Regions from separate parts of the Mus musculus genome. Here region 1 is linked to region 2. The links are chromatin contacts, found by Hi-C in ENCODE. All regions are on one chromosome and are shown on one strand. Each heading gives the region's core, a stretch centred on a gene start or an enhancer-like site at or near the end of the contact. The rest is flanking DNA. Distances are from core to core; before and after follow the strand shown.

What was found. A loop is a pair of places that touch in the nucleus more often than their neighbours do.
Region 1: a loop to region 2 is called in a map of heart, with 2.1 times the contacts of the local background. The contact joins the enhancer-like site here to the promoter of Ebf2 in region 2. A Hi-C loop is called at or near these places in 1 of 37 maps with a recorded cell type or tissue (heart).

Annotation. Positions count from the first base shown.
Region 1 is chr14:67,269,716-67,276,228 of GRCm38, reverse strand. The region is part of intron 6 of Ebf2 (early B cell factor 2); the gene reads right to left. Among named protein-coding and RNA genes, the nearest start is that of Gm52149, 8.2 kb to the right of the region's middle. Within about 2 kb of position 3,854, at least 2 of the 3 ENCODE cell types and tissues checked have a DNase peak (open chromatin) inside an H3K27ac peak, as active enhancers do; they include heart, where a contact is called at or near this core.
Region 2 is chr14:67,230,577-67,236,726 of GRCm38, reverse strand. It overlaps Ebf2 (early B cell factor 2), which reads right to left and starts at 2,083. Exons shown (of 16, transcript NM_001360202.1): 1 at 1,462-2,083. The coding sequence starts at 1,592. Gm20675 (a long non-coding RNA gene) reads left to right here and starts at 3,532. Exons shown (of 2, transcript XR_874748.1): 1 at 3,532-3,624; 2 at 3,980-4,311.

The DNA of each region.
Region 1 (6,513 bases), core at 2,605-5,104, 38 kb before region 2:
ATACCGCCAAGTCCCTGCTGCCCCTGGTCTAAGAGATTGGGGGCATTCTAATCTTTGCATCATGGCTCCTCAGAACCAGTCACTTCTATTCCCTTTGGAGGGTCACGGCATTGCAGAGGGAAGAACACAAGACTATTTGCTGTGCATTTCTCTCTGTCCAATCTGATGTTGCTACCATCAGAATGTTCTTGTCCCTCCACCTGAACATGAAAGGAGATCCTAAAGGAGGTACTTGTTCCCTCCTGAGACGGGATGGAAAAGCAGGTTCCAGAACGTACCATACCACAAAGGCACCAACTGCCTTAAAAAAATAATCCCCACCAGGTATGCAATAGCAGAGAGATCTGTGGCCTTTTCCTGCCTATGATCTAGACACTTCTCCCGCAAGTCTTAATATTCCATTTTATTGTTTGTTTTAGTTTTGAAATAGAGTCTCACATAGCCCAAGCTGACCTTGATCTCACTATGTAGAGTAACCTTGAACTTCCAGGTGTGCACTAGCACTCGGTTTTATTTGCTGTTGGGGATGGAAGCCAAGGCTCTGCACATGCTGGGTAAGTATCCTCTCAGCTGAGCCACACCTCCAGTGCCTCGGTCCTGATGTGTTATTGGAGCAAACGGAGCAGGGCAGGACGAGTAGAGAAGTCACCAGGCTGTTTCTAGTCTTCTGCTTTGACTCACCACGTGACCTTGAAGGAAGTCCAGGGCCTTGTGGCCTCTTATAGACTCCGCTCAGAAAAAGGACTCACTTCCCTATCCATTCCTATGTGACTCACTTCCCTATCAGCTCCTATGGGAAACCAGAGATATCATTTGCTTCCCTCAGTGGCCCTATCCCATTGGATATGGTTTGCTCTCCACTTCCTTGGAGCTGTCTGTTGCAAACTCTCTGATCCAGAGCTCACGTATAGAAAGTTTTAAATGTTTATAAACTCAAAGCAGGTGTGTCAAGAGATGGACGACAACTGAATCAAGCAAAACAGAAGTACAAATTCAGAAGGAAATGAGCCTGGGACTCCAGAAAAGCCTAAGACACAGCAGGACAACACACTATGAAGCCACTGAGTGGGAGCTGGGCTGGATACTAGGACTGCACTGAGACCCTGGATCTCATTCACATCTCAGATCCCTAAAAAAAAAAAAAAAAATCACTTTCCCATATTCTTGTAGCTTTGCAAGTACATACGCACACACACATACCGTGGAGAAAGAAGGTTCTGACAACACTCAAGCCCAGCCTTGTATAACATGAAAAATAGACATCTCAGGTCTGTATATGTGTGTGTGTATGTGTGTGTGTGTGTGTGTGTGTGTGTACACACACACACACACATACACACACAACCACACAACCACATATAGTCTTACCAGATATCTCAGCAGTTCTCTCTGCAAAGAAAGATATGGCCGCATAGTTTCCACGTGAAACAGTTTCAAACGTCCTACATTTGGGCTGTTCACAGAGGCTAATATTTGAATGCACTTGGGACACTCTGTCCCCAATTCCAATGTAATCATCATGACCAGCAGGGCCTGGGAGATCTTTGAGGTCAATATTAGCTTTCACCAATAGCATACAAGATGGACTGAAGTGACACCCGGGGGTGAGTCTATTTTTACCAAGTAGTATTTACAACACACTCTCCTCTCCTAGTTTATAAGCTCAAGAACTTTGTGGAAAATCACGAGGGCCCTAGCGTGGCCATGCGTGGGCTTTCTCCCTCTGGTTGCTAGATTCCACGTCTACCCTCTTCCCTTTCTGTATCTGAGCGGCAGGCAATACTGCAAAGCCAACTCTACCTTTACCACAGTGAATGTGTCACCTGAGAAGGATCTGGAAAGGTTGAGTTCCATAGCCATTAAATGTATGTCCCACGGCTGATCGAGAGCAACAAGCCAGTCTGCTGGAGCCACTGTCAGATAGAACAGAGGTCACCGAAGACCTCAGGAGGCGTACAGCCCAGCATCCGACATGCCATCCAGCAACACAGTCAAATAAATGAATTCATAAACAAGCATTTTATATAAAAATCAAGAAAGCATAATCTGGAGATAACTTGAGACTTGCTATTTTTCCCTAAGTATTGGAAATGTTAACATCAATATTAAATCAGCATTTTATCATCTGTGTTCGTCTTATCCTGGGACATTTGTTTTCCCAGAAACTAAAACGGAACGAGGGCGGGAGCTACTCTGTGTGGAAATGCAGAGTTTATTGACCACCTCTAGTATAATCTAGCTAGCTTTGGTCCAGTTTCTCAACTTCCCAAAATCAATTAAAAGTGAAAAAAATAAAATAAAAAACAATAACAGAGTATAGATGAAGTTGTAGATCCAAAGCTTTTACGCCAAAATGCTTGTGCGTTTTTGTTTTGCTTTGTTTTGTTTTGTTTTTAATATAACATGCTTAAAAACTGAAAACGTTTTTTGGATTGCTTACATACTCTGAAGTGCTTCCTGCCTACATATCCTCAGAACTCCCCAGGGCTTTGCCTGGACACATGGAAAATTTCAAGTTGAGCCATTTTTAAGTTATCCATGAGTGAAAGCAAAGGGGGGGTGGGGGGGGCGCATGAAGTGGGAGTTGGAATTTGTCATGAAAGAAGGAAAAGGCATTTTGCTCTTTCTCTTCTGATCCTTGAGCTCTTCACAGCGGCTCAGCATGATTTCCCCGATTTGTGGGGTTTTGTTGCGGTGGTTGTTGCTGCTTTTCCACAAAGCACAGAATCACCTTCCAGCCGAAGCCAAGTATGAACGGATTCAGTGTGCCGTAAGAGAGAGCACCAGGGAGTTCTTCAGGCACGTCTATTCGGAACCATAAAACTAGCATTACCAGACGCAAATCAGATCACATGTCACAGTGATAGATAACCGCCCAAGTCATAAAGCAAACACGTACTTAGTATCCATCAGCCAGAAACGTGTGTGTGTGTGTGTGAGTTTAAATTTTTTTATTTTGAAGCATTAAACACAGAAATAATTTTGTCAATGAGGGGTATCACTGGAACAGGAGCAAGCAGTGCAAAACACTGGCTTCCTGGATATAGATACTCCTAGGTGCTGTCTCTGCCAACTCTGGTAATCTGTAAGAGGCTCACTGCCCCCTAAATGAAAGTTTCCGAGATTCTTCACAAACATAATATCCATGGGGTATCATGTACAATCTAGTGATGATGCCAATAATGAACAGCTAGGGTAGAAGGGAGTAGACAGTCCAAAACGTTTGAAAGTCCATGGGCTAAACAAGTTAAGTACGGAGGAGAAAACCAAACTAGTTTACAGGGAAACACCTCGCTCAGAAATGTAGTTACTGAGTTCATGAATCTCACATAAATAGCTGTAGACGCTGCTGACTTCCTAAGCCAAGGGGGAAAACATGTGTTTGAAGAACAAGGAGAGAAGCCAGAACATGGAATAATTGTCTCACTGGACGCCCTCGGCTACAGAGACTGTTGGCTGAGACTCCCATTAAGGAGAAATGGAGAAAATGGATCAGAGATACTGCCCAGCCAGGATGGGAAGAGACTTTATTTTTACAAATAAACGTGTCTAAGAGATAGGCTGGACATCAGGGAGGAAAAAAAAGTGGGGAAACCCAGAAGAAAAAGGAGCCTGAGGTCATGAGGCCCTCCTGTCGCCAATGGAGGCTGTTGGGGAAGAGAAAGCAAATATTGGCACTGTATGGCTGCGGTGAGTTTCCCACTTCTTCAAATATAACTTTGTGACTGTGTTTAAGAGAGTTGCCCACTGTTATTGGTCTAATGAGCTAACTCTGAAATCTGAGCTAAAGACAGCTCCCTAGTGGCTGCTCACTGTTTCACAGACCAAAAGGAAACTTCTTTCAGGGGCCCATCAGGGCGAACCACTGCTGACAGCTTGGAACGGCACAACACAGATTTATTTCGCAGACAGCCACAGACAGGAATTTAGCACCCTGTGCTGGCCTCCTGCTTAGAGGAGAAGGTGTTAAAAAGCAACCATGCAGAGCCCTCCCTTGAACAAAACCCAGTAGCGACTAATCAAGCGGTCACCCGTTCCCAGCAGAAAATACCCAGCGATGTGGGACTGAGTGCAGGAGAGGGGTACAGGATTCTGACAGCTGCTGCTGGGGGCCGAGGAGGTGGAGTGTGAGAGCTGCCTCTGAGAGCTCTAAATATTTTGCATGACCTTTCAACTTACAAATTAATTGATTTATAAACAACGGCAAATGCTATTTATTTATTTATGACATCTTGGAATGCCTTCTCTGGATCCGAGGGCACAGCACTGTTCTCTGATGCCGGCGGAGATTTCAGAAACATCCAGTTGTGGGCTCAAGTAGGCATCAGTGAGCAGCTCTTTACCTGTCTATTCAAGAAACTTCCCCATGCCTACCAGTTCGTGCATACAATTGTCTGTCAGCCTTGTTTTCTGTGTGTCTTGTATATGTATTCATGTGAGCTCATTCATGTGAGTTCACACGGAAGGAAGGAAGGAAGGAAGGAAGGAAGGAAGGAAGGAAGGAAGGAAGGAAGGAAGGAAGGAAGGAAGGAAGGAAATATAGACAGACTTTAAATGCTGCCCTTATCTATACTAACATTTTTCATAAATAATCTCTTCAGATCACTTCTCACCATTTGAATTCTTGAACATTGGCAATAATAACTATTAATAAGTAAACACTGGTGAAAGCGAATAAATAGGTAGTAAATAAACAAATGATCTGATACTCCTTTGATTGATGTCACATGCAGCAATGCCTAAGGCAGAGATGGCCACTAACACAAGGCTCAGCCTCCCAGCAAGTCTTTAAGGAACGGAAACATGAGAACTCATGGAACAGCTACCATTGGCTCAAAGGACTCCTGGCAGAACCAAGCTCAGTTTGTGTCCTGCCATAGTAGGCTCCTCTCAGCAAGGTAGCAACTTTCAAGAAGGAAGAACACTTGTTTAGAGTTTGGATATTTGGTTTTGCCTTTTTTTTCCTTTCTTTCTTGAAGTTCTATGTTATCCTCTATCTGGGACATGTAGGTAGCCCAAAATTTGTTTGTTTTTTAGTTTTGGTTTTGGTTTTTTTTTTTTTTTACAACAATGATAAACACATGGCTGGACAAGGGTCATCTCAAAGCCCGGTCCTCGGGGGCTACTCTCTCTCACCTTACTGTGGGAACTATGCAAAGGGAACCGAACCCCAGGGAGCTACAACCTCAGGAACAGGGCAAGCAAGGATAGCAACTTCCTCACCTTAGCAAGCCAGACTCCAGGGCTGAGCAGGGAACTCGTTCCTGTTTATTTTTCTACTTCGTCCACATCTTTGCAAACATGTGAGAGGTCCTGGGTCACTGATACTAGTTAAAGGATTGGAGCTTTAATTTTGTACTTGAAATTAAATGTGGGGCAGGGGTTGGTGTGGAAGGAAGAGAAGCCATAGGTAGACTCCCCAAACTTCCTTTCCAAGGAAGGCTGCCCCATTTTCGACAGACATAAATATGAGTGCTAATGTTGACATCGATTTTACTAGGAATATTACAGTAAGTATATTTTAATGTAAAATAAAATGAGATTTAAAGCAATACAAAGAAAAATGTAGCCAAAGGTAACCAACTGAAAATCAGCTAAGGAACTTTCCCTAACCTTAAATTGAAAGTCTGGAGGCTGGGGATGTGGCCCAGCTGGCAGAGTGCTAGCTTAGTTTGTATGGAGCCCTCTGTCCCTCTGTCCCCAACAGCGCATAAACCAGGTATGCTGGGGTTTGCTGGCAATGTCAATACTCAAGAAGTAGAGACAGGAGAATTAGAAAAGTTCAAGGTCATCCTTGGCTACATAGTGAGTACTGAGGCTAGCCTGAGCTACATAAAACTGTTCCCAAAACAGCAAGATGTTTGGTACTTATTCTGCTTATTCTGTCTGTCTGTCTGTCTGTCTGTCTGTCTGTCTGTCTGTCTCCCTCTCTCCCTCTCCTCCTCCCTCTCCCCATTCTCTCCATCTCTTCTTCCTCTCCCTCTTCCTCTTTCTCTCTCTCCCTCTCTCCCCTTCCCTCCTCCTCCTCCTCCCTCTCCCTCTCCTCCCCCTCCTCCCTCTCCCCCTCCCCCTTCTCCCTTCCCCCTCCCCCTCCCCCTCTCCTCTCCTCACCACACATTCTCTCTGGGCATCTCATATGACACAAGCCCCCTTTTCCTACTATGTTTCCATTCCCAGTTGAACTCTACCAAGATGAAGATGAAGCATGCTCCAAAAGTCAGAAGACAAGGCTGTGACATTTCTACCAATGGACATAGCTACCCTCCCTCTTCCTGACCTATGTCCCTGTGTGCACTATGCCTTTGGGATATTTTCCACATTTGGGGTGCTTTCCAGATTCCTGGCAAGTGCTGCTGCTGCTGACGCGACAGATGAGAGGAGACACCCTTGCCTCCTCACTACAGTAGGCTCTGTGTGTGTGTGTGTGTGTGTGTGTGTGTGTGTGTGTGTGTGTGTGCGTGTGTGCGTGTCTCCAGCCTTTGCAGAGAAACAGCGCTCCATGGTACTGGCGCT
Region 2 (6,150 bases), core at 834-3,333:
GACCTCCCTATATGCCTGTCTCTGATAGTGCCACATTTGACTGAAAACCTTGTGGAGCCGGCGAATTGACAGATGGTGAGGGCAGCCTGGTGGCCCTGAGGTCTTCTGGATTCTTGTGCTGGGCATGGTCTCAGTCACTTTTTTGAAAGTGTATAATTTTCGCTAGACCACCACAGACTGCTGTTTCGAACTTTAATAAAGTACATTTTATTTCGGACGGGAAGACTGGAGGGAAATGTTATTAAGCCCCCGCTAAGGAGCGGATCTGCGGAACTGTCTTGGTTCCCTCGGCTTGTCACCGCCGGAGCGAACCCCTAGACCGCTTTCGAGAGCCAAGGCCTCTGCGAAGTACCATCTGCTTCGGGGACAACTGAGCATTCGGCTTCGGAGGAGTGGCAATCGGGTACCGCAGCTGCCACTTCAGGCATCCGGCTTGCGGCCTTTGCTGCCACTCCTTGAAGGGTGGCAGCCAGTTCGCTCTACCCGGGACACCTGGAGATGTGGCCTATCTGCAAAAGGGGTCATTTCTCAACGTGAAGTCCGGAGATTTAAGGAGGTTGGCGCAGAACGCAGAGCGCAGAGGAAGAGTCGAGAGTCCTGGAAGAAATTTGTGGGTGTCTGGAGAGGGTAAAGGAGCTGGCTCTTGTAGTCTGGACACGAGGGCCATGAATCTCAGTTCAGTAGCGACAGTGAGAAGCGGGACTGGAATGTCTTCGTGGGATGGAACCCTAGACAAATTTTAACCATCCGTAAACGCGAAGATTTGGAAACAAAATCAACTTGAGGAACCCGCAAAACTGGAGGGTGCTCTTCTCTGCGGCTCCATTTTCTCCTCTTCCCCGACTACTCCTGTGCTTCGGTCCATCCTCGGCCTCTTCGGTTTGTCTGTCCCACTCTCCCTCACCCAGGACTCGCTTGCATGTCCCCTTTCCTAGAGCTCCCGGCCGCCTTGCTTTCCTTGCAGCCCCTCAGGCCTCTCCGGATCCTCTCGCCGCCGCCACCATCTGGCCGCTGGGCTCCCCGAGTCTCCAAGCCATCCTGAATGATGCTGGAGGAGAGGCGCTCGCAGGAAGCGTGGGGGAACCTAGGAGTGACCGGAAAGCCGGCTCTGCCGCTGCGCCGGCTGCCAGCTCGGATCTTCACGCGCCACTCCGCTAGAGTCCAAGAGTAAACGCCACGATGTGAGCTTGAACGCTACTTTTAATAAATTTTTTTTGTCCTCAAAGAACGGACTGTGGGGAGAAACACCCGTGACCTCGGTAGTTCAGAAACTACAGTGTCGACTGCGGGAAAAGGGTTCCCCTAGTCGCAGCGACCTGCCCGCCCAGGGAGAGCCCCAGTGCGCACAGCCAGGGAGGAGAGACAAGGACAGAGAGAAAGAGAGGGAGCAAAGGGAAGAGATATTCGGGGAGACAGACACAACCAGAGACTTTCAGAGCACAACGGCTCCAGTCTCATTACCTCTGAGCCGCGACATTGGCGTCCACCACGCCGACATTCCGGACCCAGGACCTGACCGAATCCATCTCGGCACCCAGCGACTTGTCTTTCAGAGCTGGTCCTCTTCCTAGCGTATCTTGAATCCCAAACATTTAAAAAGTCTGGTCCTCTACTGTCGCCTTAAAAGTGACTTTACAACAACACCGTCCTCACTCTCCAATGCTGCCAGCAAATGGTGTTCTCCAAAAGCAATCCGAGAAAGGCGGCAAGGGCCGAAGTTTGGGGGCCCTCTTGGAAAGAAATAGCCAGCCCGTTCCTCCACGCACAATGCAAAGTTTGCGTTTTTTATCCTCGGTGGCTTCAGATCTGCCGCCTCGGGGCTTCCACTCTAGGTCGCCCGCATCCTTCCAGCTGCAGAACGTTCTCCAGAAAGTGGCCACAATTTGGAAGCATCACCTGTTCTGGGAAAAACAGGAGGAGATAGATAGCTGCCTGATCTCTCCCCTTCCTCCTTGTTCCCCCCTCCCTGCTCCTCCCCACCGTTCCGATATAGGAAAAAAAAAAAAAATCCCCAACAGGATCAGTTGTAAGAGGAAGGGGAAGACCCGGAGCGGGGAGGAGGCGGTGGCTGAGAGCGCCGCAGAGCCGGGCTGCTGCAGCGCGCGGGCCCCATGAATGGTTACTACAACCCAGGCCGCGGGAGGCGGAGCCGAGGCCCGATAAGGAGCCTCATTTGCATGGACGCCCGGGATTGGCCGGCTCTGGGCAAGCTGGGCGGACGTCCTCCCGCGGCGTTAGCCAAGCTTTGCTTTGCCCGAAGTCCGGGAGGTGAAAGGCTACAGCAAGCCACAAGCACCGAGTCCCGACCAGAGTCCCGAGTGTTTGGCCTGAGTGGGAAAGGGGGTCCCCAAATCCTGCACCAAAACAGAGTAGCAGGACTCTGAGAGTTAGGATCATGATGGTTCTTTCCGATCGCGGGAGCAGGAAGCCAGCGCGGATTTGCCTCTAGATGCAGGTTTTTTGTCGCCTGCGGGAGACCCTACAGATTCATTCCCGGGGTTTGGACCTGTGACCACCTGTATTTATGCTTTTCGCAAACACTACCCTCAGGGCATCCGTCTTTCTGAACCGGTCTACCAAGTCTCAGAGAGTTCCAGGGAAGCAATCATTTCGTGCGAAGGCCACAAGTGTTAGAAGGAGAGGCGAGATGAAGGAAGGAGAGAGCGGAGTGTGGACGAATGAGGCTCAAGTGCAGTTTAAATAAATATACTGTGAAGGGAAATGGTGAAGGAGTTAAGGAAAACAGCCCCGGGAGGGCGGGAGTACGCACCTTTGCAGATAGGAGAGGTTGCTGACAGCTTGGCTGGCTGAGAACTGCGGGATGAAGTTTCGAATCCTCCCCCCTTTTAAAATCTCCCTCCCCAATCCCTGAAGGCCGGGGAACCCTGCGTTAGAGACACGAGGCGTCTGTGAAGAAGTCCTGGAAACTTTGTCCGCCGAGCGCTGTGGTCGCGAAGGTTGGTGGTCGGGAAGCCGAGGCTCCACAAAATAGCTGAAACCCTAGACGGCTGGAGGTGCCTATTAAAAAAAAATCCTCCTGGCTGGGTGTTATTTTCTTGCTTCTCTTTTTGTATTCTGATCTGCGCGTAGATCTGCTGTTGAAATCTAGAACGCCAGCGCGAAAACAGATTTGAAGACAATGAATGCAAATCTGTGCTCAAAGACCATCTGCCGTGGAGCAGACAATCAGCTGCGCCGCGGTTCGAGCGACTGCACCCGAGCCTCTCAGCATCATTACAGTCGGGAGTCTTTCCTCCCGGCTCAGGGCTCAGGTTTGAGTGTCAATTGACTCCTGACCGGACCCCCTAGCTGTAGGTGAGCGCTCACAGACGAGCTGCGAGAGTTCGCCGCTAGAGGACACAGCGCCTGGGGTGCACGTTTGCCCGGCGAGCGAAAAGGAAGCTTGCGCTTTCAGAGACTGCTTGAGTCTCCATTGAAGGGGACCTGAGCACGTCACTTCACCTCAGGGGCAAACTGTGACTACAGACTGCGCAGGCGGGATGGTGCTCCGGAAGACTTGGTCTCTCTCTACAGCAGTGACTGACTTGAAAGCTGGCTGGGGCTCTCTTTGCACAGACTGGGGAGGGGGGCTGGAGTCGCGTTGATGGTGTACCCTAACTCCAGGTCTTTAATTTCAGGCTTAAAGGGGAGGCAGGGTGGCTTGAGGTACAGTTGAGTGTAAGAAAATAAGAGGCCTAGTTGCATTCGGCAGTTATCCAACAAAAGAGGGAGGGTGGGGGAGAAAATGGTCGAGATAAGATCCACCTCTGCTCTTTCAGCTGCGCAGTTCAGTTACACAAGACTTTACGGATAATTGCGACCCCAGGAAAAACTAACCACCCAGAGTCTTCGAGCTGGGCCTGCTCGTTTTTGTTTTGGTTTGGTTTTAGTTTTAGTTTTGTTTTGTTTTTGTTTTTTTTAAGTCTGCTGAATTTAACTAATCTCTTGTCCTTCTTTCTTGTCCCGGCCATGTTCCCAGCTGGGCAAGGCCTCAGGTTCCTCGGTGAAGAGTGTGGACCAGCCAATGAGCCCTCCGACGTGTGGATGAAACGGCTGGCTTTTGTTTAGTTTTGTTTTAACCTCCCCAAGGAGACTTTGATCAGCTCCACCTCGAAAATGTTCGCGAAAGATGCGGAGAGCCTGAGGGACTGCGGGGCAGCAACGGGCTCCGGCCTAGCCCGGCCCGCCGGCCCCCAGAGGCTCCAGGTTAAAGGGCAGAGCCAAGGTCGCTGACGCCTCTTTTCTCACCAGTAACAGCTGCCGCCCAAATTATACCCCTCAGGAAGCGAATGAATTGTTCCTTTCTCCTTGCTCCCTGCTGCCTTCTCCAAAGCATACTGTCAGTGGCGTCTCACCTCCCTCCTTCCCAGTGACAAGTTCAGGGGTGGCGGTGCCCTGCTGGAAGATAGTGTGTGGGTGCCTTACCTCTAGAACTCAGTGGGACGCTTGGCTCTTAGTGGTCTGCACTGAGGAACCACCCCACCTCCCCTGCGGCTCCTCTGAACACTGGGGACAGACTGCGGACCGACCACTTGGGGTTCCTAGGGTGGTGAGCCCAAAGTCCAGAAGTCCCTTTTACGCATAAATGAAGTTCCAGACCGAGTATAGAGGAGCAGTCGGCCTTGTGCCCTAAGCTGTAACGCTTGTGCGCGCCGAGAGCGGTTCTGCCAACCGCCTTGGCTTTGATTATGTTTGTCAAGGTCTTAGGGAGGGGTGGCGGAAGAATTGACCACCCGTGCTAAAGAAGCGGTGCTGGTGGCTGCGGCGCGCAATCGTGGCGCCCAGAGGGTTGCTTCCATCTCCTTCGCCTCCAGCTACGTGAGAATAACCCTCCATTAGGAACCTGAAACACAAATGCCGCCGGGTCCGGGACCAGGACCGGGACCCGGCTGGGTGTCCGCCCCCTCCCCCCCATACCCAACCCCACTCGCAGCCTCAAGCTTCCTCCACCAAGGACTGGGGAGTCTCGCGTTCCATCCTCGAGAAAAAATCAGAACTCACAGTATTACTATTTTTCACGACCATCTAGTTACACAAACTGGGGAAGTGGTTTGGGATCTCATTTTATACGTTGTCACCGCTTTTGTTCACCCTTCTAAAATACCAGAGTCCAGGTTTGAATTCCCCCTCCCCCTTGTTCGTGTTGTACTGCAGCTTAAGACAATATGTTCAGGCCGAAATTGGTTTTAAGGCCCGGTTGGCCCAGAATTTACCAGCCCTGACATCCTGTGCGCTGGGGCCCTTCTCAAAGTCGGAGGTTTGAGGTATGCCCTCCAGGCGTCATAACACATCCCTCACCCCACAACTAACTCTCTCTCTCTCTCTCTCTCTCTCTCTCTCTCTCTCTCTCTCTCTCGTGTGTCTGCCTCTATGCATCCCAAAGCACAGACCTGGACCCTTCCTGAATACCGGGACAGCTAGTATGAGCCCTGTAAATTTAAAAGGTTTGGTCTCCATAAGCTATCTTTGGACAAGCATTTTTCATTTACCAGTTTTTGTTTTTATTTAAACCGGGCTTTTATTTGCCCAACTAGTAACAAATGGCTTTGCTCTATCTCAGAGACCTACTGGGTATTTAATCCACAATTTGTAAATGATTTTTATATAAAAACTCTGATTTCACTGATTCCCACACCAAATTCCAAGCTGGGCATTTTTTTTCTCCTTCCAGAAACTAGATTTGTATAGTACATAAGTGTGAATTCCCCAGAGAGGGGAGAGCAAAGAAATTACTTCATTTATGGTTTCATGATAAATATCTCACATGTCCACACCAAGAAATTTCCTTCAAGGACAGTTCGATTAGACTTGGGTACGATTTTGATTTGTTTTTAACACGATGAAACAGGGTCAAGCGGGACCACCTAGAGAAACACTAAAATTACAGGATAGAAAGTTTTAGAGGCTCGCCGGTATGGTGCCCAAGTCAACTGGGAAGTGTTTACTAAAAATGAACCGAAGGAACCTAACACTTGCTCCAGAAAAGTCTTCCTCAACTCCTCCTTCCTCACCCATCCTCGGCTTCTCTCATACCTCCTTGGTAGCAAGCGCAAAGAAATACGCTTTATTTTTTTTCCCACTCGCTCATTCCGAGCGATCGATCGCAAAAAGTCCTTACCTTACGACAGTAAGGAGTAAGGTAAGGAGGAG